Linked DNA regions of Mus musculus: all the other regions are linked to region 2. The links are chromatin loops, found by intact Hi-C in ENCODE. Cell type or tissue: left cerebral cortex. All regions are shown on one strand. Links, peaks and the distances in the headings refer to the core of each region. The heading gives the core; the rest is flanking DNA. Region 1 overlaps 1700060C16Rik (RIKEN cDNA 1700060C16 gene). Region 2 has its middle 16 kb from the start of Gm46721. Region 3 has its middle 78 kb from the start of Gm31427.

The links. A loop is a pair of places that touch in the nucleus more often than their neighbours do. Peaks named below come from ENCODE experiments on the same cell type or tissue, not always from the same donor. Only the 100,000 strongest peaks of a DNase experiment are listed, where the experiment ranks them.
Region 1: a loop joins it to region 2, with 2.3 times the contacts of the local background. A loop is called at or near these places in 12 of 42 quality-filtered maps.
Region 3: a loop joins it to region 2, with 4 times the contacts of the local background. A loop is called at or near these places in 8 of 42 quality-filtered maps.

Annotation. Positions count from the first base shown.
Region 1 is chr6:143,603,745-143,613,756 of GRCm38, forward strand. All of the region lies in intron 4 of 1700060C16Rik (RIKEN cDNA 1700060C16 gene), which reads right to left. Among named protein-coding and RNA genes, the nearest start is that of 1700060C16Rik, 43 kb to the right of the region's middle. In left cerebral cortex, for the core only: a CTCF peak has its summit at 5,528 (motif pointing right); a DNase peak (open chromatin) is centred at 5,553.
Region 2 is chr6:144,955,768-144,965,779 of GRCm38, forward strand. No RefSeq gene overlaps it. Among named protein-coding and RNA genes, the nearest start is that of Gm46721, 16 kb to the left of the region's middle. In left cerebral cortex, for the core only: CTCF peaks have their summits at 6,131 and 6,358 (motif pointing left); DNase peaks (open chromatin) are centred at 5,712, 6,136 and 6,352; H3K4me3 peaks cover 955 bases.
Region 3 is chr6:143,369,593-143,379,604 of GRCm38, forward strand. No RefSeq gene overlaps it. Among named protein-coding and RNA genes, the nearest start is that of Gm31427, 78 kb to the right of the region's middle. In left cerebral cortex, for the core only: a CTCF peak has its summit at 4,263 (motif pointing right); a DNase peak (open chromatin) is centred at 4,262.

The sequences.
Region 1 (10,012 bases), core at 3,994-6,493, 1.4 Mb before region 2:
GGCTGTCACCGAGAGGATGGAAACAGTGATTCTAGTTTTGGGGGGATTTTGTAAGAGTGAAAAAGTTAGGTTTTCACATTTATTCTGACACATGAGAAATTCACAATGAATGGCACTTTATTGAAAATTTTATGATACTAAGAAAGTTTTTCCTTTGTCTCTTCAACCACTGAAAAACTGCATCCCATCTTCCAAAAAGCTTGGTTTCTGGGAGGAGGCAAGCACCTACCTGGAAAGTGTCCTGTTCATTTCCTCTTTTGTCTGGGCATGTCCATGTTCTGTGTTCATGCAAAGTGAGTAGAGGATGCAGCAGTTATATGTATCAATAATTACAGATGCAGTTGTACCTTTTCTACTACCCTAAATCCGAGACAGGACTGTGAATTACTCAGAAATGGCAGAGCCATGGATGGAGATGCAGAGGTGCCTGGATCACCATAAAGAGGAGAGCTGCGAATCAATTGGAAGCAGACACATGGGTTGCTATAGGAATAAATTAGTGCTTTCCCAAACATTAGGCAGAGCCTAGGGAATCTTGCAGAAGAGGGGGAGGAAGGATTGTAGAAGCCAGAGAGGCCGAGGACACCACAAGAACAACCACAGTAGCAGTTAACCTGGGCTCATAGCGCCTCACACAAACTGAACCAACAGCCAGAGAGCCTACTTGGGACTGACCTAGGTCCTCTGCTTAAATGTGACAGTTGTGTAGTTGAGTCTTCACGTGGGACTCATAACGGTGGGAGCAGGAGCTGTCTCTGACTCATTTGCCTGTTTTAGGGACCATTTTTCTACTGCTGGGTTGTCTCATTCAGCCTCAGGAGGAGGGGAGGTGCCTAGTCTTACAGTTTGATACGCCATGTTTGGTTGATATCCATGGGAGGCCTGCCCTTCTCTGAGTAGATTGGGGGATGGGCAGAGGGGAGGTGTCAGGGAGGGACTGGAGGGGAAAGGAGGGAGGGAAAATTGCAGTCAGGATGTAAAAAACAATTTAAAAATAAATTAGTGCTTTGTAAGCCTTTGAGATTGTTGGGTTTGTTACAGGTTTGTTAGTTGGTGTTAGCCTAGGTATTATGTGTATAAAAACAAATAATTTCTTTAAATGACTAACAGAAGCTCTAGAAATTTTACTGCTACAAATATAAAAGCTAAATGGAAGTTAACTAGACTCATCTGCATCAGGATCCCCATCTTTTATCAGTTCAGACTTGGCAACTCTTAGCAATCAATGTGGAGGCTAAGTTTCTCAGAAATTTTTGTAGACTCTCCAATTGAGCATGATAGGTAAATCTTATTGCTTTTATTGGAATTGCTTTTTCCTGGATTCCCTAGAACCTGAGATAAGGATTAAATGCTTAAATCTTTACTGGTAAATGTAAACTCAAGGCACATGGAAGAGAAAGTTGGAAGAGAGGCTGAAGGAACAGAACATGTGTGGTGTGTTTGATGATGTCTCTACCTCTGTCTCCAGTGAACTTCAGAGGGTCAGTGGGTCACCAAAAGGCTTCCTATCTCATTAGTATGCAAGGTGTTTCTCTAGGTGACCTCACCCCAGACTCAGGACTTAGGGTTCACCATGGGGCGTTATTCTCTGGAAATTCTTGGCTGCATGTGATCAGAATTATTTTGTGATTGCAATGGGAATATATTCCATATAATACAGAATTGGCGGAATCTCTAAGTAAGAGGTGTATTGAGTAGAGTGCATGACCGGTTGGCCCTAGGCAGTCAAGCCACATGGACAGAGCAGATTGACAGGCCATCGCCATGGATATACACAGAGGCATGGAGAAGCTTAGTCTCTTTGATACACAGAGGCTCTTTGTTGGCTCTGTTTCCTCCATTTTTTTTTTTTTGCCACACATGACTATTTTAAAGTATCTTCATTGCAAACTTCCCAAGCAGACGACCGACATCAGTGGAGTGACTGAACCTGTAGCCGTTTCAGTTAACCGTGTGTGGAGATCTGGCTTCTGAGATGATGGTTCAGTCACAGTGAAGAACAACACACCGACTGAATATTTGATTGTATTTTTTTTCCTTTAAAGATTTTACAGGACAGTGTAGTGGGAGGGAAAAGAAGTAAATTTCCTCTTCCAGGAACAAAAGAATCAACGTGGAGAGTCCTGGTGTCCTAATTCAGGATCATAACGATTTTCAGAATTATAGTATCTCAATGACAAAAGATACAATAGAAAGACCTCCGTTGTTACATTTCCACCACTTTTCCCTGGTGAAAAGTACGCATAGAAAAACTAGAATCCAATTCTAAGGAATGATGGATACCTAACTAGGAGTTAGGTAAGATAAAAAAGTCTTTAGACATTTGGAGAATCCATAATCCAGAGACACACTACACTGATCTGACATTCAGAAGACACTAAGGGTGTTTTGTGATTTGGCCTGGTCAAGGCCAGCTCTTCTTAACGCTTAGAGAGGAGGGAGGCACAGGAGGTAACAAGGAACACGTATTAAATGTAGACAAGAGGCTCACCCCACAAGGAAAATAGTGTCCAAGCATCAGCCTCATGCTTTGTGGCAGGGAGAAACGGTGAATTAAATCAGCAGTAAAGAGTGAATGGAACTAGCTACCTGCTTCTGTGTGGGGGAGCAGAATAATTAAAGAGTTAACTGAGAGGGAAACATATGGGATACCTTGGTTTGCCTTCTGGTACCTTCTGGAGCATAAACAAAGGTCTACTTGTTTAAGGTCTCAAACAAAATAATTCTAAATATGGCATTTAAAAACAAACACAATAAAATTCAATCTCTAACCAAAGATCCATCAGAGACAAATGATTAAAGCAATGCTTTTACTGCTCTTATTCTGACTATTAATTGCCTCTCTCTCATGGTGAGTCTTGCTTAGCTACAGTGGCTTTTTTCTTTTTTTCATAAGAGAATAAAAACACTGGCTTTAGGGGTGTTAATGAAGAAGAAAGAATATATAAAATTTTAGAGTGGGGTATTAATTATTTTGAGAAATAATTAAGGACTATGAATTATTTGAAAGCAATATAGCTTTGGAAACACTAGCGGCAGGCCCGTAAATATCATTTTAATAGTCATTTTGCTTGTGTTGCTAGAAGTTTGTATCGAACTAAGCTGGGAAATGGAAAAGTCACTCAATAAGCACGGCATCGCGGGGCTTCCACGGTCTCCCCCAGTGACTTCCAGATCAAATTTCCTCAGCGTCTAAGTGAAAAGATGATGCTTCTAGCAGTCAGCCCCGCAGCCTCAACCTGAGATCTGGAGAGCCAGCTGTGCTCGCTCTGTCTCATATGCCGCCCCATAATGAACACGGTACATGGCTGACAACCGTGTTGATGGTGCGTGAGCCTGAATAACATCTAGCTGGTCTCTGCTGTGAAGGATTTCAGTCTGCCTGTCCAAGAGGAATAAGGAAAGCCCCCGATCCCACCCCGCACCGCGCCCCGCCCCCACCCCTTGGTCTTTTAAGAATGTCTGTTTGTGTATCTGGGGGAAGGATTATGAAAATGCTGGAAAACACACAGAGTGTGAAATGATTCAGTAGAGAAATTCTGTGATCAGGGAGTTGCTCCGAGTCCTTCACGCGATCCACTCTCTATCAAGTGAGAGTAATTGAGGCTCTGCGCACTTCACCAAAGAACAGCCCACATTATAACTGCTGCGGTGAAGCTTCCGTGGGCAGCGAGACGGTTAATAGTCTAGTTTTCAGCCAATGTCACGAAATATGAGTAATTCGAAACTATCCATGTGCTAAGAGAACAGCGAGGAGCTGTCAGCCTCTCGGTGAACATCCGACGTGTCCCTGTTGAGATAGTTTCCCTCTTACCTGCGTCTGTCCAGACTCATACACATTGTCTGTCCAGAGCCATTGCTGGGGTTATTTCCTTTTGCTGTCCACGAAAACCTGCCTCTTGCTCCTTTCTCCCCATCCTCTGCCACGCCACAGGGGTCAAGAGAGATACCAATATGAAGAACTTATAAAACAGAGCTACTTAAAGAGAAGGGTGCTCAAGACTGCCAGTGGGAGCGATTGGAACGAGAAGACAGGAAAAAAGGAGGGCGGAAGGGGAGTCTGAGCATGCGTGAACATTGCTGTGGGCTACAGCATCAATCGTGCAACATACTCCAACTACGACGAGATGGAATGCCAGCAAGGTGAATTATAATACCATGTGGTGCAATGCCAAGAGCCTCTGGGATGGGTCCGAGAAGTGCTCAGTCGCTGACCCGCCTATTATAAGGTGCTCTGCGGGCTCCCTGTGCCATCCAGGGCCTCCAGGTTCTGTCTTCCTCCACCATCATCGTTCTTTGCCTTCCATTGACTTAGCACAGTCTTCTTTCCATGAGATTGGAAGCTGTCTGAGCCAAGGGACTGCAAACTCAGTTCATAATAAAGATATTAAAGGAGGGAAGAATGTGTTCTATAGAGCAGAGGAAATGTTGCAAGGGTTGAAGAGGCAGAGAGTATTGGCATGAAGGGACAGAATATATTCTATAACTAGAGGCTGCTGAGACTCTTATTACAAAGCTGCAGTGTGTACTGATCTGAGCACCTGCAGACATGGGTTGGGTAAAGGGTCCACTTTAGCTTCTCTATTCACACACTCTAGAGCTCTTAAAGTGTGGAGCCTAGGGGCGTCCGTCATGTTTCTGAGATGTTTGGAGTGCTAGGAGAGGAACCCACCAATATCTCAGTGGTAACAAGGATTCAGGAAGCGTCAGATTTTAAATGCATAAGCCGCTCATGTAACAAGGAGACTTTCACTACTTGCCCTGGAATCTGGGATTGGTGCTCTGGTTCCTGGAATGCTCTGGAAGGTGAATCATGGAATACTGGAGCTTTTCCATGTGGGAAACACACAGGTGTCCCTGGTTCTACTTTAGATGGCTCCAGGTGTCAAGAAAACTGGAACATCAAACATGTAAAGGATGAAAACTTGCTTTTTGTAACAAAAAAAGCACGGGAGACACTTTGTAGCTTCATATAATCACTGTACTTGAAAACAACGCAGCAAATCCAATGTAGAGCTTAATTGAAAACATGAATAGGTGTCAAATTCTAAATCCCTACCGTGTTGGGAAGTTTAGGTGCTTGTTACATTTCCCTTGGGTCGTAGTTTCTCAAGAATAAACAGCACTGAGCTGTGTTAAGATTTTAACATTGTAAAATCTCTAACCCTGAGAGCCATAAGCACATAAGCACCACACTCGGCCCAAGGGTTGATGGCTCTGTGCACTGCATGACTGGGTAGATTAATGTTGATGATGGCTTAATTTCTGAAGATGTTGCCTGCGTGTTTAGACTGCCAGGCTTAGAAAACTCAGTCACTCAATTCCTCAAACTTGTCATCCCTAGAATGGGTTGAAGGGCAACATCAAGCTTGTATGATTATCTTAGATGTTAACTATAACGTGATCCATGCAGAGCCCTCCACACTACCCACAGGGCCCTGAAGAAAGGAAAATCAAGGCCTGTTGGGGTTTGGTTTCACTCTGCAGGATGGACCTGGAGATGGTGAGTCCAAGTGCATTTACACATCATGACCACTAGATGGCACATGTAGCTCTTTCTCCCTAGTTGGGCACCCAGCAATTTTCTTTTATGACTCCTCCTGGCCTTCAATGACCTTGGGGAACCTCAGAAACAGTGGTGGCAGCTACACAATAGCATCTCTTTTTCTAAATAGTCATTAATTGGTGAGGTATTTGAATGAGTCTTTTGATGTAAGTTATTTGGAGTTTGTGTGTGTGTGTGTGTGTGTGTGTGTGTGTGTGTGCGTGTTATACCTTCTGAACTATGTAAAAGTGAATATATGTAGAGTAACGGAAAGTTCACAATGTGAACTCAATGTTATGTTAGAAGTTTGAGGAAGAGAGAGAAATATAGAAGTAGGCAATGTGGAGTCCCTGTCTTCATGCATCATCTTATAGTCCAGGAAGCAGGAAGTATACAGTGATATGTCAGGGATACAGCATCAGCAACGCACAGTGGCAGGGCTATGATGGAACGAGAGTAAGGCCAGATACAGTACCATGTGCTCAAACCTCAACTGGTTGCTATGACACCTCAGTTAATCTTGGGGAGGGCCTGCGACATTCTCCGAAGGAAGCAGTGATGAAGAGAGTCCAGCACACAAAGGCAGGCAGCTGTCTCCGGTTTCTCTGTCTCCAGGCAAGAGGAAGGCATACAGATGTGAAAGGTGCTGGAGAGACAGGGAGAAGCGCCAGGCAATGCCATGCAAACCTTGTGTGTAAGAAACAGCAAGAACACCAAGAGCTTGCAGGGCACACACGGCCTTCTGCAGCTCACCACGCTGACAAGCCCCAGACTCTGTGGAGGCTTGTGATGGAAATGAACCACAACCCATCCGTCATGGCTCCATAGTTTGAGGAGCACATGTTGGTAGATACCAAGTGGGCTTTTGCCAAACATTCAAAACCAACTCTCTAGTAACTGATGGAGACATAAGCAATTTTTTCCCCTGTGAATCCAGGACCCTGAATGAAGCATGCGGGTTGATGTCTTCCATGGCTGATTGTCTAGGGTTTCGGTAGCTGCTGTATTCAGCTTTGTTTGTTAGGATGCTGTTGTTATTTGTTTCTTCTTCTTCTTCTTCTTCTTCTTCTTCTTCTTCTTCTTCTTCTTCTTCTTCTTCTTCTTCTTCTTCTTCTTCTTCTTCTTCTCCTCCTCCTCCTCCTCCTCCTCCTCCTCCTCCTCCTCCTTCTTCTTCTTCTTCTTCTTCTTCTTCTTCTTCTTCTTCTTCTTCTTCTTCTTCTTCTTCTTCTTCTTCTTCTTCTTCTTCTTCTTCTTCTTCTTCTTCCCCTTCCCCTCCTTCTCCTTCTCCTTCTTCTTCTTCCTTTCCCCTTCCTCTTCCTCTTCTTTGTCTTCTTCCTGCTTCTGCTTCTACTTCTGCTTTGTCTTCCTCCTCCTTCTCTTCACTTTATATGGAGAACACTAGGAAATTATTAAAAAGATATGACATTCAAGTGACAAGAAGTTGGGCCGAGCTGAAGCAAGTGGATAAAAGAACACTTCAAATGAATGTTGTCATCTGCATGTGATAGCTGACTTGAACACACTGCCAGAAGACAGATTAGCAGTGAGTTTTGGGGATGAAATCCCAAGTGTGCTGCCAAGTAGACGCCTAGGCTACTGCTAACCACTGGCCAATATTTAATGTCAAGTGGTGTCCATTACTGACTCTTAACATCAGAGGCTATAGCAAAAAGATAATTGTACGTGTGCACTTGTATACACACACACACACACACACACACACACACACACCTTCTCCCCACAATGATTGCTAATTACTAGCAAAATAACTAAACAGTTTGGTTGCTTCAAGTGGCCATGAAAAGTTTCTTCTTCGTGTGACCCATTTTCTCATTTTATAAAACTGTGACTGCAAACCATTGCTACAAAGAGCCACCTCTATTACTATTATTATAGTAGAATATGATCATGTGGGAGTTCTTTTAAATATACTGGGGGTAAAGACACAGTTCCATGGTTAAGAACACTCACTGTTCTTGTAGAGTTCATGAGCTAGGGTCCCAGCACCCAAGCCAGGCAGCTTACAACTACCCCTGACTCCAGCCAGCTTCAGGGGGTTCTGATTTCTTCTGGCTTCCACACGCACCTGTCCTCACGTGCACATACCCCCTCGCAGAGGTATACACGCACATATAGTTAGAAGAAAAGTAAATCTTTAAAGCCTTTTATTAACATAACCACCCTTAGCAGTATGCGTCTTCTTTTCCTCTCCATGCTAGATGATTGAAACAGGGACTTGGAAGACCTGGACCTCTCAGGAGGTCCTACCACACACAGTCCTCAACACTGTATGGAGTTAGTGGGCGACATCAGACAGTGGCTCCCAAGCAGGCTTTTCAGTGTAGATGAGCCATGTTCTCTGAAAGCTAGAGCATGAAAATCCATGATCATTGCTGCCTCCTTGGCAACTCCCATTTTCTTTTGTGAGACAGATTCCTATAGCCCAGGCTGGCTTCAAACTCATTATTTATGTAGCCAAGGCTGGATTTAAATACCTGATCTTCCTGCATCTACCTTTCAAGCCACTGGGCCTAACTCTCTGGGGTTCTTTTTTTTTTTTTTTTAATAAGCTCTTCAAAAATTTTTTCCAGAACCAAAGAAAATTCATCTTTTTCACTTTTAAACGAGAAGTCTGGAGGTGCCCTGCTGTGTCCATTGTTATAAAATGCGGAGTCCACCAAGGCCTCAAGCAGCTCCACAATCAACCAGAGTGTTTAGGACACCACTTGGTTAGTAGGTTAAGAGACACTTTCTCTGGAAACACAGTTTTCATTATCCTTGAAATATATTTATTTATGTCTTAAATAATGAGGATTTGAAGTGTTATTATGAAAGGAGAGACACAGATTTTCTATAAATGTGTTTTTCTTGCGATAATATGTGAAATTACATTCCATGTTAAATTGCTCGAGGCAAGCAAGGTTTAATATGTATCTAAATAATTAAGCTAATTGTGTAAAAATATATTTGCAGAATTCAGCAAATGTGTTAATACATTTACATCATATTTGCCCACTTCTTCACATAACTAAAGTTTGCTTTGCGGAAACAGCCTCCCAAGTACTGAGCAGCCTCCATCCTCTTCATAGTTAGCGTCCAGTGCTTTCTGGGAAGAACGGGGACTCAAGGGGCATGGCATTAAAACATGGCTGACAGTCTGCCTCTTGCCTTCGAGCTGTTTCTTCCCTTCCTTTGTGAGCTAGCATCGTTCTCTCTTTCAACCCCTCCCTTCCTCCAGCCCTCCCCTTCCTCCAACCAGACCGCCTCATTTCTTCCTTTGAGACAGGGTCTTACTCGGTAGCCCAAGCTCGCCTTAAACTCTCTGTGTAGTTAACGCTGCTCTCAAACTCACAGCTACTGCCTTCCCAGGAGCTCGGCCCATGCTCTGACCTCTCCCAGTTCCCTTAGCTCCATCTGTCTTAGCCCAGGATCAATCTACCAACCTCCAACCCAGGAAAGCTGCTTCACCCGCTCCCTCTCAGCTTCTCATTTGCTCCTCCACGCCAACCAGCTTCGCCAAGCCTCCAGCTACCTCCCCTATCTCTCTTTCTCTGCCTTTGCTCTGCAGATGAAAAATATTCAGATGGCTTTATTATTTTAGAACTTGCCAGGTAGAATCTCCTGCCCTAACCTTATCAGCTAGCCTATAGCAGACAGTTTCCACTGGTGGCAGAGGCCGCTGGTTCTAGCTTCCCCAAGATTCACATGGTTGCTTCGTGCTTCTTCCAAAGCCGAAAAGATTCCCCCTCCCCCACGACCACCCCCACCCCCACCCCTCTCCTGAGTCTCTTTTTCCTTCCCCTGGGACCCGGAAGTCCCACCTGTCCCTTTTGTGCAGCAATTGGCTCCAGGCAACCACGAAGCAATTAGGGAATCAGCACCTCCTCCTACAGCTAGCCTCCTGCCCTAGACTTTTGAGTGCTGGGATTTTAAACTTGAGCTGCCCCACCCAGCTCTTCGGTGAATTTCAAGGTCGCATTCTTAAGTGAGGACTGCAATACTCACACTGTAACCCCGAATGACATTGTGAAAAGAAAGGCCATTGCTCAAAGCCGTGTGTCCCCTTCTCCAGTAACAGTATACACCCTAGACCACCTGCACAGGGTGGCACCACCCACAGTGGGATAGACCCTCCCACGTCAATGATTAAGAAATTGTCCCTCAGGTTGCCCACAGGCCAGTCTGATGGAGACCATTGTCCCAATATAGTTTCCTTTTCCCAGATGACCCCAATTTGTGTGAAGCTGACATTAAAACAGACCACACAAACAACTCCAAGAAGTCGGTTCTCTCCTTCTACCATGTGGGTCCTTGGGAATAGAACTCAGGTTGCTAGCATTGGCAGCAAGCACCTCTCCCTGCTGAACTGTCTTACTAACAAGGTAGAATGGAGAAAACACAGGCAAAACAGTCAAGCAGCCCACGGTATTGAGAAGAAGTGAAGGAATGAAGAGCAGTAATAAATAT
Region 2 (10,012 bases), core at 5,004-7,503:
CACAGGCATCACGTCACACAGGCTTCATTTCTACAGTGAGAAACACTCTGTAGCCACTCTGGAGCATTTTTCAAGAGAATGAGCTATGAACTACGGTCACCATATCGTCCCATAAGTCTTTTCAACTCCCATGTTTAGCGCTTACTGTGTGCTGGAAAATCACCCCACGCCTCCATGCTAGATCCCAAATGTCATTTTCCCATGAGCGCTGTAATCTGTGCCTGCAAATGAGGGCCTCCTCTGAGTTCCTGGAGCCGGAGCCGGGCATGAAGGCTAACAGGCCTGCAGGAGGCTGCAGGTTGTTCCCGCCCCTGCACAGAGTGAACAACAGCTGTACTGTTCGGACAAGATTCCCACACTCATCCTCACTGCCGCAGAGTTTGCTTTTTTGAAGATGGAGGGCAAATAAACAAGCCCCTCTATCAAAAGCAAGGAGGAAGTCACAGTTTACAGTGCGTTTTCTTTACAGACTTAATACCGTCACTTTTATCCTTATTTGGCTTGCAAGGCCCCCGCTACCCATGTCCTCTGGAAGTGGAGGACTTCAGTGAATTAGATCCCTTCTCGGATGCTGGATTACACAACGAGCTGGAAGAGTTTATGAGCATATGGCTTGTGCTCTGTGACTCTGGACTAAACTGGTGCTGGAGGGATTTAGCCACTCCCCTGGACCTAAATACTATGACGTCATAACAAAAAAAGGCACCCCATTACAGGAAAACTTACCCACCTTTTTGTTCTAGCTGACCCTGGTTTTGCTGGAAGACAAGTAGAAACAAACTGCTACTGACTTCCACCTTGTATAAACAGTCTACTGTCTTTGGCTAATACATAACAATGATTTGTATCCATGCAGAGCCAGGTGATACTTTGAAATGTAGATACTTTGTGTTCTAAATTCATCCTGGCTGCTGTGGGAAACATCAGGAGAAAAGCAGCATAAGGGAGGAAGGGCTGGTTCCGCTTCTAATTCCAGGTCACAATCTATCTTTCAGAAAAAGTCAGCCCGGCAGTGGTGGCACACACCTTTAATCCCAGCACTTGGGAGGCAGAGGCAGGTGGATTTCTGAGTTCCAGGCCAGCCTGGTCATAAAAGTGAGCTCCAGGACAGCCAGGGCTATACAGAGAAACCCTGTTTCAAAAAACCAAAAAAAAAAGAAAGAAAGAAAAGAAAAGAAAAAGGAAAAAAAAAAAAGAAGTCAAGGCAAGATTACAAGCAGCCAGGCACATCACATCCACAGTCAGGAACAGTAAGAAGCAAATGTGCCCCCACGCCTGTTGATTGTCATCTAGCAAACAGTGCTTCCTTCACCCAACAGCCTGGCTTTTCCTGTGTCGATTAACAATGCATCCCCTACAGGCATGCACGCCCACAGGCCTAGCCCATCCAGGCAGCCCCTTACTCAGCCTCTTCCTACGCGGCACTACATTGTAGCAAGTAGGCATTTAATACTATTGCCCTGTGTGATATTTAAACCAGGTTAAACACACCTCTCTCTTCACTTATTATTTCCTTGTGATAAAAGCACACTCCTTTCTCCTAGCTTGCTGAAATGCACACTATGTTCTTCTCATCTGTAGTCACCCTACTGCGCGCGTGCACATCTCTGTCTCCTAGGTAACTACAAGTTAATTCCCATTGACTACCCTCTCCCTGGCCTTCCCTCCTATTCTCCACCTTCTGCTGACCTCAGTCCACCCTTGGTGCCTGTGAAACCAGCCTCCTCAGAGTTCATGAATCACATCATGTGCTACAAACCTGTATTATTCTTTCCTGAAGGTTTTTCCATTTATCTTGATGATCTCTTCTTCCAGCCATATTATAGGATCTTTTTCATGGCTGAACAGTATACACACACACACACACACACACACACACACACACACACACACACTGTAGATGTTTATCAGTTGATGGACACCTGGACACTTTCCATTTCTTTGCTCTGTTCATCATGCTGGCTGATGAGGCAGGCAGTTGTAGTTCATACAGGTCTGTGGGAAAAGTGTTTTGATATGTCTTCTCAATAGTGTTTTTTTTTTAAATCAATAAGACTTTCTACCTTTCTGGACTCCAATAGCCTGGGATAGAAAAGAGGGCGGGGGAATGGTGGATTTTTGCCCTTGTAATGAGCCAAAGGGGGCTTTTGATTGCTGGACTTTGATAGCTGGATCTTTGGAATCAGCCTCAGGAGGAAGTGGCCAAAGTCAAGGCAAGGAATAAGAGACAAAGACAGGAGACAGAGGACCATGGAGAAGGGGAAGGGGAAGGGGAAGGGGAGGGGGAGAGGTGTTTGTCTCACAGTGGAACAGAGGGATACCTCTGGATAGAGCAGAGAGCGATGTGGTGCCTCTTTCCTTGGTTGAGAGATGCCTGCAGAATTCACCCTCCCTCCTCCATCTTTATGGCTTCTCTGCTGGCTCATCCCAGCAGCCCCTCGTGCTCTGACCCTGTATCTTCTGAGGTTGCTGGATCGTCCCAGGGGCCCCTCATGTGCTGACGATCTATCTTCTGAGGTTAGGACACACCTTTGCTCTTCTGTTGGCACATTTCAGGAAAGTCACTTATGTCACAGTGGTCATCGACCCCTTCCTTCTGGCTCCCCTTTATTAGCTGATCACGATGACGTTCCAGGGCTGTCCTGTCTCTGCCTCACAACCCTCTGCTGCTCTGGTGAGATGCCTTCTTGATTCGATACTGTTTCTACCTCAGAGAGCAAGCCACTATCACTGGCATCTGAATTACCAAGGCCTGCCACTGGACCTTTCTGCCATTCACTGAGAACGTTCAATATAAAATCCAAGAGGGGTCCTTTTCAGAAGCAAGCCCAATGGCACCTGCCTGCCCTCTGCTCAGAGCCTCCTTGCAGTTCCCACTGTGTTGGAAGTTTAAACTGTCATCATATCCCAGGAGCCCCACCCCATCTGCCCTGCTCACACCCCTTCCTGCTCCTGCCCACTCTCTCCACCACCCTCTGTCCCTCCAGCCATGGCTCTATCTATTCCTTACCCTGCTGCTGGAACATTGCGTAGTCCACAGAAGCAGAGGACTGGGTTTGGATCCCTGTAGATCCCAATGGCCCAGAGCAAACACCCTGCACATAGTTAGCATCGAACATGTAGCTGTTGAGTAAGGGCACCAAGCTTGTGAACATAAAGGTAATTCGGACATGCTTTCTCACAAATAGACTCAAGCCTACCATTGAATTTCTTTTTGATAGCCTTTAACAGGACAACTGTATGACCCCTCCAAACCCCAGAGACTATGACAGAAGAGGAAACAAAAAGACTATATGAACCGGAAGATGGGGAAGAATACTGTGTGACACCATCTTGTGGATATGACATGGCTGTTGCAATAATGAACACTCAGCACCTATGGCCACCTGCACAAGACATACATACATGCAGACAGACAAGAGTCTGGAGAGGTGGCTCAATTGTTAAGTACACACACTGTGCCCCCAGAGGACCAGAGTTTGGTTTCCTGCACTGTGTCAGATAGCTCATCACCACCAGTAGCTACAGATCCAAGGGAACCAGTAGAATTGGCTTCTGCAGACACTACACTCATGTGCACGTGTGCAAATGCTTGCCATATCAGATACATCATTATAAATAAATAAATAAATAAATAAATAAATAAATAAATAAATAGGGCTGGAGAGATGGCTCAGAGGTTGAGAATACTGACTGCTCTTCTAGAGGTCCTGAGTTCAATTCCCAGCAACCACATGGTGACTCACAACCATCTGTGATGGGATCTGATGCCCTCTTCTGGCCTGCAGGCATACGTGCAGGCAGAACACTGTATACATAATAAATAAATCTTTTTTTTAATTTTAAAAAATATTTTTAAAGTTTTGAAAGAATTCTTTTGGGTCAGTGCCATCAGACTAATAGTTTCTTAACTCTATATATCAGAAAAAATAGTTGATTATGAACTATATAGAAATATTTCCTTTTGAATTATTTTGTGATTTTAGTTACTGGACAAGAGAGTTCTGGATAAATGAAGAACCTGTCCATACACACCAGAAATGGTGACAGAAAAATTAATGTACACCTTGGGTCATAAGGCATATGATAAAACAGAGAAAATAAGATGTTTAAAGACTGGCCAGCCTGAGCATAGTAGCACACATCAGTAATTCCAGCAGATGTGCTTGGATTTCTGTGCGTCTGAGGACAGCCTGGTCTACACAGGCAGCTCCATGCCAGCCAGAGCTACGGAGAAGTCCTGTCTCACAAAAAACACAAAAACACAAGATTGGGAGTTCAAGGCCCAACTCCATGGTGAGTTCTAGGCCCAGGTCCTTGAGACACACAAAGAACAAACCACTTCTCTGAATTTGATTTGAAATATATATATATATTCTAAACTGAGTATGGCAAATTTACAAGGGTTTTGCCTGGTATTTCTTGGACATAAATATAGAAGTATTTCCCTTACCCTCACATAACTAAGAGTCAAACACACATATTCTCAGAATGCATCTTACACTTCTGTCTTTCCCCAAAACCATGAAGTCTGGCTGACAGGCCCTTCCTCTCATTACTCATCCCCCATTGAAGAAGAAACTGCAAGGGAAATCGTGAGCCCTGGACACACCCTCTCACCTCCTCTGCAGCCATGGCATCGCCAGCAAAGGATTCCAACAAAGCAGTCAGCCCAGCCCTGCAGAGTTCAGCTTGCTTCCTCACAGGGAGCCAGAGTCTTGATTCCCACTGAGCCTGGCGAAGATGTTTATAATTTGTGACTAAAGGAAACCTCCTGAGACCTAATTGAAGGTCCTCACTCTGTTTTTTGACATGACCATGTTTCTAGTAAGTGGAATAAGTTCCATTGAGGTTAGGTGCCCACTCCCTCTAGAACTGATGAGTTATTCTGGGGTACTCCTGGGATACAGCTTGCTAGACACACCGGGCCAAACCAATTCATTTTCTCTGTCTCTGTCTCTCTCTTTGTCTCTTTCTGTCTCTGTCTCTCTCTCCCTCTCCCCCTCTCTCCCTTCCTCCCCCTTCCCCCCTCCCCCTCTCCCTTCTCCTCCCCCTCCCTCTCTCTCATCTCCTCTCTTTATTTTTTTTTCCTTTCGTTTGTTTTTAAGACAGAATCTCATCTATTCCAGGCTGGCCTTGAACTTCTGGTCCTCCTGCCTCTGCGTTCCACAAGCTGAGGAAATCTGCATGTATTGACACACCTAGGAAAAATCTGACAATAAATGGGCACACATAATTTCCACATACCTACTTTTAGTCATTTGCTTTTTAAAATGCAGGGTATCAAAGGAGGCTGAAAAGCCTGGGCCCCTGAGTCCCCTAGTCTATTCTTGGTTGGCATATTGAGTTAACTTGGGGTGAACTGTAATCCCATATTGAAAAATGTTTGGTGCAGTTTGCTTCCTGCAGTAGAGAAAGCTTCACTTCAAAAAAAAAAGAGAAAAAGTTACCCTGGTCTAAGTTTTGAAAGTAAAATGAGTCGTTCTGAATACAATTACGCCTCGGCTCAGTTTAAAGACACTCTTTTTATAAACGGTTTAACATTTTGAGTGATGGTGTGACATCTTTAGAAGAAGTATTTGTTTGAGTGGTGTTTGCCACCATCAGAAGAAATCCCAAGTTTCTGAAACCGCGGCCTGCGCTCCGCTCCACTCCTTTGTTAGTCCTCGCTGCCTGCGCGCGCAGGGCTCTTCCTGTAACATATGGGATTTTATACAGTAAAGCAAAGCTGTGTTTGTTAAAAATAAAAATAAAAGTCTGCTGATTTTAAGTTCTCGTTTTTATTCCATGTACGCTACACCCTGTTGGGGGGGGGGGAGCTACGGATCATACTACGTTGCCCCAGATTCACGGTATAGAAGCCCCTGTCTCGAGAAAGGGGCGTTAATGAGAAGAAAAGCCAGGCTGCTGTTTACGCAGCCGCAAACATCACAAGGCAGTACTCTATGTTTACATTTGGCTGGAATATTTATAGAGGGTACGCGCTACAGTGAAGCCCTCTTCTCCACTCATAATGGATATCTTTGTGCTTGGATTCTCATATGGGCACAGTTGACATCTTTATCCCTCTTGGCGCCCGTTACTTCTGCATTAGTTTGTCCTCTGTGGCTCACTGTACTTTAGCAGCACCTTCTGGCTGAACAGAGACACTGTAAAAAAAAAATCTGTAAGAATAAAACAGCACCGCAACCAGCTGGAAGGGCAGGTGAAAAGGGCTGGTGGGCACTCCCATAAATCTATCCTTCCCTCCCCTGTGGCCTGGTGGAAGCACCCCGTTTCTTTCTCTACAATAATGGCCAACACCTGTATCTCTATTTTATTTATATCCTCACTAATCAGCATCTTTAGAGTTTTCTAAGGCTGTTCTTAGAAAGTGGTACCAGTGAGTGAGCACGTGGGTCCCTCTTGTGGTTGTGGGCATGGGTTTCAAACCCAGCTGGTTTTCTTCCTGCCTTTCATAACCAGGGTCTTACTCCTTTGTAGCTCTGCACCCAAGGCTCTCCAGCCCCACTTCACTTCTTCCCCTGCCTCACAGTGTATCAGTTGCCGTACTATTGGGCTCCACGTTCAGAAAGAGACCCTGCCTCAACAAACGAGGTGGAGAGCAATAGAGGAAGACGCCCAACATCCACCTCTACCCTCTACAAGTGCATGTCCATCTTCCTGTCTCTCAGTCCCTTCACAGATGTCCGTGCTCCGTGCGTGGGTGCGTGTAATTTCTATGCATTACTGATATCTAGTTTGGGAGATGTTGATGGTGATCTTGGACTTGTAACAAAGTTCTCTCACTTGCTACAACAGTGGCAAAGCTTAAATTCTGTTACCAGACCTTGCTTCCAGGCTTGCTCTTCCTTGTGTAGACATGAGAGAGCAGCTTATCTTTGCAAAGGATATCTTTCTCCACAGGAGTGTCCCTTCCTAACTTGTCTTCCTTTCTGGCACTTTCTTGTCTTTCTTTTACTGTTTAATTACACTAATTCAAGGAAATAGAGAACAATTCACTGTGCTAGGCTTTGCATTCTGATTCATACCTGTAAAGCCAAGCACAGGAAAGGCTGAGAGGGAGGGTTTCTATATGGCTCTAGGCTAGCCTGGGCTACAGAGTGAGACCCTGCCTCAAAAGAAAAAAGTTAGGGAGAAGAAAAAAAAAACTATGCTTAGGATCAAGTGACGTGGGGTGATCCCTGCAGAATACACCATCTGACCTTGGTCTCTTCTTCCCCATACAGGAAAAGGTCTCCCTAAAGCTTGGTCCTTTAGTGGCAAAGACAACTTTCAAATAAAGCCTTGGGTTGTGCTTACAGGAGACAAGTTCTTTACCTAGAAGGAAATCCCACAAGAAGGCAGGAATGTTTCTGGTCTATGGTCTCAGAACTGAGCACTTGACATTCAGCCCTTAGAGTCTACGTTTGCTCTGAGTGGCCTTGTGTTTTGTGCTTCTGTGTTCAGCTAGAGCACGTTCATCCTCCAGGACACAGAACACACTGAGTCTAGAGAGATACTCTATGGTTGAAAGCATGCGCTGTTATCCAGCGCCTACGTGGTAGCTCACACCTGCCTGTGATTCCAGCTCCATGGGATCCAACGCCCTCTTCTGGCCCCCAAAGGCACTGCACTACCATGCACACAGCATGCTTGCATGTACACACACACACACTCACTCACTGATGCACACACACAATTGTTTTCAAAAGAAATTGAATACATGAAATGTTCTTTCTGAAAAGGAAGTGAGCAGAGGCAGGCACGACTTCGATGCACACATCTCCCTCCTTTCTCTCTGTCATTCTGGGTTCCAGAGTGAAAACATGCTGTATTACATGAGTGATCAATAGATCACTAAACTTGATTGAGTAGGCACATATGCTTAGAAATATGCAATACACAAGCAGCAAACACAAAAACCCTAGACACAAACTACTGAAACATCATCAAGGTATCCATGGTAATGGACGCCTTTAATCCCAGCACCCTGAAGGCAAAGGCAGGTGGCTCTCTGGGAGTTCAAGGGTAGCCTGGTTACAGACCAGCCCTGGCTACATAGCAAGACCCTGTCTCAGAACAGCAAGAAGGAGCTAGCACCCTGTCCACCAGGTTGATGCTCCTTCCTTTGCTGCTGTTCAGCACTTCACTGACCAGAGTAAATCATTTTCAAGAGAAGACAGGGAGGTCGCTTCTGCTGCCTTTTCTTAAACGTTGAACGCACCATGTTTAAGAAAACAAATGCCCGTACCGCTAGCTGACTTTTCTGACTTTCCCTGTAGCTCCTATCTCCCAGGCACTTTCTTGAGCTCTGTGGCTCCGGGTTGTCAGGGATTCTGGGGGGTGCTATGCTTCACATTTCCACACCTTGAAGGGATACAGACAACTCTGCACATCGGACAGAAAGAGAGTTTAATCTCTGAGTCTTGCATTGGTAGAGACTGTTTGGGCCTCGAATGGGCTGTCAATCATTGCTGCTCTTAGGCAGGTTTTCTGAATCTCTAACCATGGGATTTACACTTCCCCAAACAACTAGCTCAACTATTTCAATGACTATAATGCGGTCCTAATTATTATAAATTAGATGAGCTGGCTGACAACGTCAGAAACATGGATGCTTAGCACCATCTAATGTTCAAGAATAAAACAACTACATGGTCAACACCAGGAAGACCATCCTAGAACAGAGCCTCCTTTTTAATGTGTGCTTAGTTGCCTGCGTGTATATGCACACTCAGCATCACAGCATATGTGTGCAGTGCCCGTGGACACCAAAAGGTGTTGGATCCCTAGTACCAGTGTTATAGACACACACATACACACACACATATATATATATATATATATATATATATATATATATATATATATATATATATCCAGATCAAGGTCCTATTTATATGTGCAGCTTTCCTTTTCTATGAGAAATAACTCAGGAACAGGCACAGGTCTCAGAGGTTAGGACACAAATCGAGTAAAACGGAGCATTGTTCTGCCTGGAGCAGGTGAGAGTTAACACAGTAATTCAAATCTTGAACTAAATATCCAAAGTCTGAGCCCTGGCTTTTGTGGGTCCATACACGGGCACCACATGTTGACATTCATGTTGACAGTTGGGGAAGAAGGTGGCTACATTCATGCTGGGGGCTGGGAAAGAAGCTGGCTCTGTCGTTACAATCACAAACTTTGGTCATTTTGCTCATTTTAGTGCTTGCACATCTGTACCTGTGCCTGCCTGGCTATTGCATATTGAATATTTATCTTTAAATGGCCTCTTAAGTCCCACCCGCTTCAGCCAGGTGTGGTGGTCCACTTCTTTAATTATCTTGTGTCAAAAACAAAAGCAAAAGCAACAACAACAACAAAAACCACCCAGTTCAATAGACTGGTCCAAGAGGGACCAGTAAGATCTTATTACCTTGTAACTTTGGTCATCCAACCTCTGCATCTCGTCTCATTCACATACACACACACACACACACACACACATTCTCTCTCACATGCACATGTGCATACATGTATACATACACAGACATGTATTTGCAATTTAATGTCATTTCTGCTGTACAGAGTCACCCCCTTTTCAATGCATAACTAACTAATCAGTGGAAGGTGGGCCCTCCCACTGATGAAAACCCATGCCTACTTAGTGATTCTCTCTTCCTCTTCCTCAGTAACTATTTATATATTAGCCATAGACAATCTTGATAAGGGTAACATTGTTTACAGAAAACTGGTGAGCTGCTAGCTCTCCACTGCTACTGGCCCTAACTGAGCATACTAGGAAAGAACAAGGACAGGATTTGCCTCCTGCCACACCTACTCTGTCTTCTGATTGACAGCTCCAAGTTGACAACATTGGACGTCTCTCACTGGTGGATTTATAACTAGGGCTCATTGCTGGGAAAAACAAGAAGAGAGTCCCTGGAGAACAGATTCCTTCTCCACTTTCATTCAGGGCTGGACTTAATATCTATCTGTGAGCATGCATGGGAATGAGTAGATAAAATAGAGTTTTTAAAATACTTAA
Region 3 (10,012 bases), core at 2,929-5,428, 1.6 Mb before region 2:
CTTCTCTTACCTCCAATCGGCCAGCCCTCATGGCCTTGTTTTCATAACTCACATACCCCTTGGTGTCTCTCCTCTCTCTGCTTTCTTCCTTCTCATCCTTATGGTCTGTCCTCAGATCCCCAGCCCAGGGACCCAACTCTACCTGTCTCTCATCTGCCCAGCTATAGGCTGTAGACATCTTAATTCTCCAATCAGGGATAACTTGGAGCGCAGTTTACATAGCATCACTTGTGAACGGGCAGATTCTCTTATCTCTTGGGGCTGCCAGGCCTTGGGGGCTAATGTCTAGCATTATACAGCAAATGACCAAACCTCAACAAGGAGTGAAGTATACACACACACCAGAGTAAGAAATGAACACGGAGAATCCTAACTGAGTGAAAACAGCCAGGCTTGAAACCCCAAGTTAGTGCTCCAGGGCTGGGAAAGCCGCCCACGTATGCCACAGCTGTCTAGAGACTTCGAGCGTGCAGGTTGCACACGGAGGGAGAGTAAGGACTGGATGCTAAGAGATAGGGGAATCCTCTTTTTGGGGAGAGTTAAAAATTGTCAAATTAGATAACAGAGGTAAAGATACAAACAGGTGAGATAATATGCAATTATATATCGACAAATCAGTTTAAATGTAATATAGGTAAAAGAGCAGGGTCCTGTGATAGGCATTTTCTTTCAAATCTCCTGGTTTTTAAAATATTTGTTGTATATGCTTGTGTTATGCATGTATATGTGTGTGTGTGTACGCATGTGCATGTTTGTGACTCATGGTGCACATGTGGAGGTGAGAAGACATCTTTTGGAAGTTGTTGCTCATCTTCCATCTAGTTGAGGCAGAGTTAAGAGAACCCCTGTGAGGTTTGGTCTATTGCTATGTATTGTAAGGCTAAATTCTGTACCTGAAGGTCTAGGCCTAAGAGTGACTGCTCATGTTTGCAAGCTTTTGTTGTGCAAGCCTTGTTCCTTGGTTTAAAACTACTGGTTAAATAAAGTTGGCTACAGCCAATTACTGGAGGGATTAGAGGTAGGTTGGTTAGGACTGACTAGGTTGGAGGAAAAGAGATGTCGAGGAAAGAGGAAGAAGGAGGAGGATGAAGAGGATGAGGAGGATGAAAAGGATGAGGAGGAGGAAGAGGAGGAAGAGGAGGGAGGGGGGAGGAGAAGGAAGAGGAGGAGGAAGAGGAGGAAGAGGAGGGAGAGGGGGGGAGGAGGAGGAGAAGGAAGAGGAGGAGGAGGGGAAGGAGGGGGAGGAGGGGGAGGAGGAGGAAGCCACCATGAGGGAAGATGAACCATGAGCACACATCCAGGAGAAACAGCAAGTATCTGGGGTGCACCACTGGGGAGGTAGCCAGGCCTGCAGTTAGAAGAGTAGATTATGGGTTACCCCTCAGTAATTGTCAAAGCCAAATAAAATAACCATAGTCTGAGTCTCATTTATTTGTAAGGTAGTTGGGGATAAGCTTAAATTTTTCTTACTACACCGCCCAGCTGGAACATAGTAAGTTCCAGCATGCCTCTGCTCTTAGATGGCTGCTCTAAGCTAGCTGACCCATGGCTGGCCAGAGTTTGGTTCCCAGCATCTGTGTGGGGCAGCTCATAACTGCCAGTAACTCTAGATTCAGGAGACCCAATGCCCTCTTCTGGCTTCTAAGGCCACCTGTACTCACATGAACATACATACCTTTATATACATTATTAAAAATGGAAGTTGATGAAGTAAGCCAATAAGATCAAGAATTCTCACTTAAGGAAGAAACCAATTTTTGAAGCTAATAAAACATCAAGAGATGTTGAAGAAAGGATATAGACCCAGGTGGACTCTGATAAGTCATACTTGTTTTTATTAATGACTTGGGGCTCCTTGGAGAAGCTGGGATCAGTCTTCTACCCTTGCAGGGTGACCTTATTGCATATCCAAGCTCTTCTGCATATGCCTTGGGGAGTCACTGTCAGACACAGAGTCCAGGTTGTATGACACAGAGCCATCATGTGGTGGGGGAAATTTTTCTCAGCTAAACTCATGAAAGTGTTACCTGTTGTGGAGACTTTTCTTTTTCTTTTAGATACTGATTTTGTCTTTTAAAGTCATCCTAAACTTCTTAAGAAAGACAGGTTGGTCAGAAACTGTCTTGTGCATAACAGTTGAAAATGACTTTAATCAAAGTTTGTCAAACTATCTGTGTGTATTCTTATGTGTGCAGTGTATGCGTGTTTGCGTGTGTGTGCGTGTGCGTGTGTATGTGTGTGTGTGTGCTGATATGAAGGCTAAGGTTGACATCATGTGTCTTCCTCAATCACTCTTTCCTTATTTTTTTTTTTTTTTGAGGTAGTGTCTCCCACTGAACCTGGAGACCCCTGGCTGCCTTAGGCTGGCTGTCAATTGAATCTTGGACATCTTCCTATCTCGATTCCCCGACATATAATTACCATGTCTCCCCTCCCCCCAATCATTTTACATGGGTGTCAGTGCTCTGAACTCAAACTCCCATTCTTGCATGGCAAGCACTTTGTCAACTCAACTATGTCCCCGGCTCCAGCAGCAGAGTCTTCCGGGCTGCTTTCGACACCCACCTGCTTGTCTCCAGCCCACTTCTGTTACTCTCACAGAAGTAGGCACGGATTCCTGCCTCACCAGGTCTCCTAAAGTCACTTAAAACAATGCAGAGGGTTCGCAGTGTGAGCTTCCGTTCTTTCTCCTGTATTTTAATTCCAGGAGTCCTTATTCAGAGCTTGGGACTAATGGCCCCTCACACGGGGCTTTCAGGAGCATCACCTGCCTGGCAGGTAGACAGCCCCGATTGGCAGTGTGTAGAGTCTGCACCTCAATGGGGACTCTGATGAAAATTTTAAAATTACTTTCTGCTGGTTGTTACAATTCAGGGCTTTGGGATCTGAGCTGTTCTTTGAGGGAGAACAGGATTTCAACAGAGGCAACTCCTGGTGGACTGATGAAGGTAGGAGGAGGCCAGGTCTTTGTAAAAGGCCTTCAAAGCCTGTCCAGGCTTATTCACTTTGTGTATGCCAAAACGAATTCCATTCGCAGCTGGAATGTTTAGTATTAGCAGGGCCAATAGATTCCCCCCCCCCCCCACTCCTCACAGCCCTAGTGGCCATGTTCCCATTAAACACATCTAATTCAAAGCCGAGGGAGGCCCGCATCTCCAGCCTGACTCTCAGCTTAATTCCCTCTGTCTTTTTAAAAGCCGCTCTTCCAGAATGAATGATGAATCAAGCCCAGCTAATTTTCACACTGAACTGTTTATGTGTTTTTAAAGAGCAGCTTCTGGGAAGAAAGAGAATGAAGATTTAATAAACGAAGAAGCCACAAAGCTTCCAAGACACATAAGCAAAATTAAGAGACAGCATGTTTTTCAAGCTATCAGACAAATCGATGCTGGCAGTGATGGCCACCTTTTCAGGTCAGCTGATAAACAGAGCCCAGTTTGTGGCTCTCCGCAGGCACTGGCGGTGACTCCCTTATTTCTGCAGAGCCCCCAAGAAGCCCTGCCTTTCTCTGTCAAGTATGCTCAGGCTCTGGGGCAGACACCAGATAAAACCACCACTGAGGCAAGTCAGGCAGTCCTTTGCCTCATGTCTCTGAAGTCGTGGGACCAGTTTTCTTTTGTCATTTCTGATTTATTCTTTCCCGATCCCCCTACCTCTTTTCCAGGTATCTATGAATCACTAGACAAGTTTTTCACACTATTTTTCCATTTTAATATTCTTATCTGTTTTTTTTAAAATTCTCATTGATCCTTTGGGGGTTTCAAATCATACACTCCGGTCCTGATCATCTCCCCATCCTCTCATATCTGCCCTTCAGCCTTGCACCACCCGCCCATCTCCAAATAAAACACACACACACACCACCACCACCACCACCACCACCACCAACAACAACAACAACAACAATACAGAGTATAGAAAACATCTCATCATGTAAGCTGTAGAATGCCACAGTGTGTCCCACAGTATATCCCTCTGTCCACACACCTTCACTTGCAAATATTCATGGCAATAAGTTATTGGTCTCACTTCCGTGATACCATCAACATTGGATCGTCATCGGGACTCCTCCTGGTTATCCTGTTGTTGCTCTGTGTCATGGAGATCCTGCAGCTTTGAGGCCGCAGGACTGGCCCCTTTCACACATCTCAACTGTTCACAAACGGTACAGATTTTGGGGTGAGCAAATTCAGAGCCCTGGATCCTGGCCTGGATGGTTGCTGGGCTAGTCGGCCTGCCTGCTCTGCCTTATCCAAACCACCAGGGGGAGCTCTGTAGCACTACTCATCAGGCCATCTAATGCCTGGACAGGAGACCGGGTCAACTCTTAGCTCTAGTGCCTCAGGACCAGCTCACCTGCATCCACGCCTCCAGAGCCAGCTTCACTGTGAAGCTCAGTCACGTTATGATGTCCACTCTCCCAAATGTTGCAGCGAGTGAGGGGCTGGATCAATTCTCTTGCTCTCACGCCCTTGGGGATGGCTAACCCATACCTTTGCCACCAGGGCCAGCTCCAGTGTGTTGCCCAGTCGAGGTGCAGGGCCCGCTCTCCTGAGCACTGCAGCCAGTGAGGGGCAGGGCCAGCTGACCTGCTCTAACGACTTCAGCGCCAGTTCTATCTACTGCCCTGAAGGACAAGGGGGACTCGTAACCGTTTTAATCGCTGAGTGACTACTTGTGCCTCAGTTCATTTTCTTACCTACGTTTTTACTGGTCTATACTCGCTGTGCCTAGTGCTGGATCTCCTGTCGATAGCTTCTTTCGAGTGTCTCATGTGCTTTGACCATAGGCTCCCCCTTCAAAGAAACATGACACTTTGTTATTCTGAGTCTGGTTTATTGTATTTAACAGGGTGATCTCCGGTCACATGCAGTTTCTAGCTTGACAACATAATTCCCTTCACCTTCATGGATAAAGAGATTGTATTGTATGTACACCACATTTTCTTTCTTTCTTCTTTTTATTTTTTGTTTGTTTGTTTTTCCCAAGTGAGCTTTGTCTTTTTTATTAATTTACTTTTTTACACTCAATATTTTATTCCCCCCCCATCCACCTTCTGACTGTTCCACAGCCCATACCTCCTCCCTACCCACCTGTCTCCACGTGGATGTCCCCACAACCCACCTACCTGACCTCTAAACTCCCTTGGGCCTCCAGTCTCTTGAGGGTTTGGTGCATCATCTCTGAATGAGCACAGACCTGGAAGTCCTCTACTGTATGTGTGTTGGGAGCCTCATCTCAGCCACATCACATTTTCTTTATTGCACCCTCTGTTGATGGGCAGAGGGGCTGTAGACATGTCTGTGGTAGACTGGTGTGGAGCCTCTGAGGCACATATCCAGGAGAGGCATTGCTGACATCTTCCACTGACACCCTCCAGTTTGAAGACTGTTACCTCCGTTGCCTGCACTCAGGCATTTGAGGGGAGGTAATGCCCAGAGTTTCCACCTTGGACTCTGATTCCTATCAAGTAGGAGACACGGAGCGTGTAATCCTTGGTGCTCAGTGCGGTTAACCAGTGCAGTGGGTGTCCATCAACTGTTGTCCAGTTTGGGTATGTATTACTGGGGATTATAGAGAAGTCACAAGCGAGACAGCCGCACGGTCACAGCAGCCACCTGGGAGCCGCTGGGTGTTTACGCTGTGCTTTCTGTTTCCACTACGTCCAGGCTGCTTTAATTCGTCACTGTTCGACTTCATGCGAATTATTTATTTGCTTTTTTTTTCTTTTCGTTTTGTTGATTCTACTCTTTGCACACAATGCTGGGTTTGATCATAGCCCTTCCCCACCCCCATCACACGTCCCTCCTAACTGATTTGTGATACGTAAGAAGTTTAAAAACGTTTTTCGCTGCTCCAGGACACTTGGAACTCATCCCTTCTGTGCTACATGTGAAGGCGTAGGACACTGAAAACCATTAGGCTTACGTCCCGTGTCTTAGACTTTTACCACTGGGAGCAAATCTTTTGAAATCTTTCTCTATAAATGCATTACATTCTCTAAACATACTGTCTTGATGGGGCATGGCAGTCTTCAGCACTTTGGCTGAAGTCACAGTGACTCCTGGTTTCCCAATACCATTCTTTCCAGCTCCCTCCTCCATTCTCTTAGTGTATGGGATCAACCGTAGGCCTTATAAAACCATAACTCTATCATCTCAACTGGACCTCCACCTCCTCTTGGTTTCTGCCAGAGTTTACAGGGATACCCTGAGATCACTCAGCATTCCCAGCCTATTTACCGGGACTCATATTGTGTCTGAGCAGGAAAAAAAAAAGAGTAGCTTGCACCCCTTTGTCACTAGGCTCATTCCAGGGACATCACAAGCTTTCCCAGGATGCAGTGCTTTGTGACTTTAATAAAAAGTTAAAATCTAGTCCTTTTGCAAATAGCTCAATTTCGCAAATACAGAAAGTACAGAATGACTTAAGGGGAGTATGAAAAGCGCCACTCGGAGCCTCGCTACCCCAGCTATTTAGTGAAAGCTGTCACAAGAGGGACGAGGGACACATTTGAACCGGCTCTTGGGGTCTTCTCTGCACGAGGCAAACCCAGGCTCCAGCGGGAGGCAGACCAGCTGTAGCTTGTCACGTATTAGTCAATTATCCTAATGATTTTCCTACTCACTGAAGAGCGTGGATCCAGGTCGCCCTTGTATTTTATGAAGATTTTACTTTGTCTTCTTGCAAATATTAATTGGATTCTCCCCATGTCGACTCCTGCCTCTAGGGTTTGGAGGTCACTGCAGGTGCGGGGAAGACCAGCAAGGGGGACCGAAGACTGGCAGGAAGTGCCTTCCTTCCTGCGTCTTGTCCCCGCTCTCCTGAAGACAGCATTTGATTAGTCCTTTGCAACCTGTTTCTCCTCAGATACAAGGAAAACACCGGAAAGCCCTGTGCCAATTCTGGCTGTCGCTCCTTTGAACACTGTGGGATCTGCTGCAGGAATGTGAAAGAAATCCAAAAAAGGGCTGCTTTACGGATCTTTGAATGTGGTGTCACAGAAGGAAACTGTCTTAGAAATCATAGCTAAAATTGGATCGTTAGTTTATTCTGTGGGGAAAAAAAATTAGAATTGGAATGAATCTGTAAGTTACGAGTCATTTCTAGCTGATGGCCTCACTCTGTGTAGGATGGCCATGTCCTTAGGATGTAATTGACATCTGAGACCCAGATCAGACCTCTGTCTCTGGCCTTCTTTCCTTCTGGGGTCCACCCAGCCATCTTTCCAGAGGTCAGTCAACCAGCACAGCAGAGTTCCAAACAAGTGTTGATGTGAGTGAGTGGGCTCGTCTCTTTTATCTCCTAAATTTAAATAAATACTATTAGCTTTTGCTTCTTAGTGGGACACATCTTCACACAGCACCTGTTGCCGTGTACTCCAGAGAGAATGAACTGTGTGCTCATTGCTGTGGGCAACTGGTCCTTTCACACCCTTTATGGAGTGTGAATTCTGTCTATGACTTAAGCTCCTCCTCGGTGGCCCCAATTCTTTAATACATTGGTGATTGTTCACACAGGAACCCGTATCGTGCCACATATCTGTAATTAGCGTTTGAGGCAAGAGGATCGTTAGTTTGAGACTAGTATGGGCCACGTAGTGCAATCCTGAAAAGAAAAGACGTTCTGCATACAACTGAGGGCTCTGCACACTCAGGTCAGGGCAGAGGTGCTACATCCCTGCGGACAGCACCGCTGTGATTTGATGATGAGACTGATAACAAAGACAGGGAGTCTCAGGCCTCGGCCTTGTTGACTCCGTGATTTCAGGACTGAAAGGACCCTGCCTTCTCCATATTTCAGTCGCAGGAAAATATTTAGTTTCTTCAACTTGAGTTGGAGTTCGGTCAGTGTGGCAATGTGCGGCTGAATGGAAGAACCCCAGGTTAAGTGCGGGACTACCAGGCAAAGCGCTAGCAAATGTGCTTTTTGTAAGACACTGTCACGTCTGCTGGGACTTAGTTCTCTCCGTCAGGTGTATTTCTGCTCTGCCACTGATCTCAATATTCTATGCCATGCTTGCCCTTCCCCTTGACCAACGTGTCTGCTAAGCTCTATTGGTTTTCTTTGTATGTGTGTGTGTGTGTGTGTGTGTGTATGCTATGGGGTAAGCAGGCACATGTGCGCATGCGTACGTTCATGAGTGCGTGGGGGTGTGCGCGCGCGCATGTCCAGAGTACAGTGGGAGGCATCTCCATCTTTCTCTGCGGCTCTCTAAGTCACTGTTTTGAGACAGGCTATCCCAGGCTATCCCACTGAGCCGTAAACTCCCCACTTGGCTGAGCTCCTCCTATGTCTGTCTCCCAGTTCAGAATTACAGACATGCTCTGGGGGTTACAGATGTACTCTGGCACACTGACTTCCTTCATGAACGCAGGATATGAACACAGGCTCCTGTGTTTGTGCATGTGACCCATCTCCCCAGTCCCATCAAGCTCTTATCTAAACCCTATGTTATTGTATACATAGATTCTCATGCATTGTTTGTATTAGAGACACAAAATATGTACAGTGCACACATCATATGTAACGTACAGGGAAGTAATTCTCCCTTTCAGGGCAGTGGAGGCAACTTTGTGTGTTATGGGTAGAAACCACGTTGCCAAGAAGTCCTCTTTCTCTAGAGCAAAAATAATCCTGGTGGACTGATGGGGATGGAACGGAACGGAAGACTGACAGGGAAGGTGTTCGTGGAGCATGCAGAGTCAGGAGGATGGGAGCCTGGGTCTGTTCGATATAGCATAGTTCTCAGTGAGGGCTCTAGGGAGGGAGGCCTGGCATTAGATGACATTACAGGCTTCAGTGCTGACACCCGGGCCTCCCGCATGACTTCGTGCATTAGAGAGTAGCATAGAGGTGGCAGGAGACAGCTGCATCGGGAGTCAATGCATTAGAACTTGTCTTTCTGTGTGGTCTACATACTGATAACCCAATGCATCCCATCAATGCAGCATAGTCAGGGTGTCTCAGAAGACACACTTGAGAGCTAGTGACATCAAGACCCCGATGCTACTTCTTCATGCCTGACCTTTCCCCAGACCCCCAGGGTTCCCAAGCAAGCCACAGGCAGACTTTGAAGAACTGGAAGGCAAAACTAGAAATTACATTATTATGGAATAATAATAAAGGATGGTGTGTTTTATGCACCTGTGGCCTGCATTTCATACCTGGTGGCATAACGTGTTTATTTTCTTTCCCCCATGACTGAATTCTTGTGGAGTTACAAGGGACATAACTTGTAGGTGGATAAAGGCTCTTTGTAGTCACAATGGCAGCTCACAAAATGTTTATTGTTGGAGAAGCAGACTCCAGCCCACCTGGTCATGAAGTAACTGCCACAAATCTTGGCCAAATTCAGGTTTCCACATGGAGAGGTGGTGGGGATATGTTCTACTAGGAGAACAGCTCGGCCAAGAAAACAAACCGTCTCTCGACATTAGGCCCGCTAATATTTGCTGTTTTTAAGTCCAATGGAAAAGTGCACAGAGAGAATAGTGTGTAGTTTTCTAATCAAAACGATACCCTCTCCAACCCAATCCAAACTGACCACAAGGCCGAATTTTACTTAATAATGCAGCTTATTGTGCTGCGAGGCGGGTTAGAATGTTATGGTTGCCCCCTGTGGGGACGTGGCACTCTTGGCACAGACATCTCTTGAAAGCCCAATCTCTCATTAGTACATTTAATTATGATAACACAATATTGATTTTGTGTATGAGTGTTGTGGGAAAGTTGCTAAAGGCCTTCATCCTAATCCAAGGATTTATGGACGTGAACAATCCTGTGAGTCTGACATTTATCTCATTTTCTTCTCTTACCAGAGGCTCCAAAATTCAGTTCTGTTCTGGACTCTCTACCTGGGTCAGTCCTACACAGCCACCCGCGCGTTAGAGACCAGCTGCAGAGTACCCATGATGCATTGCTGCAGAGTACCCATGATGCATTGTGTTCACCATGCTGAAGATGGACACCTGAGTGGTCTCTAGCTACCCACTCCCTCAGTAGATCTGAC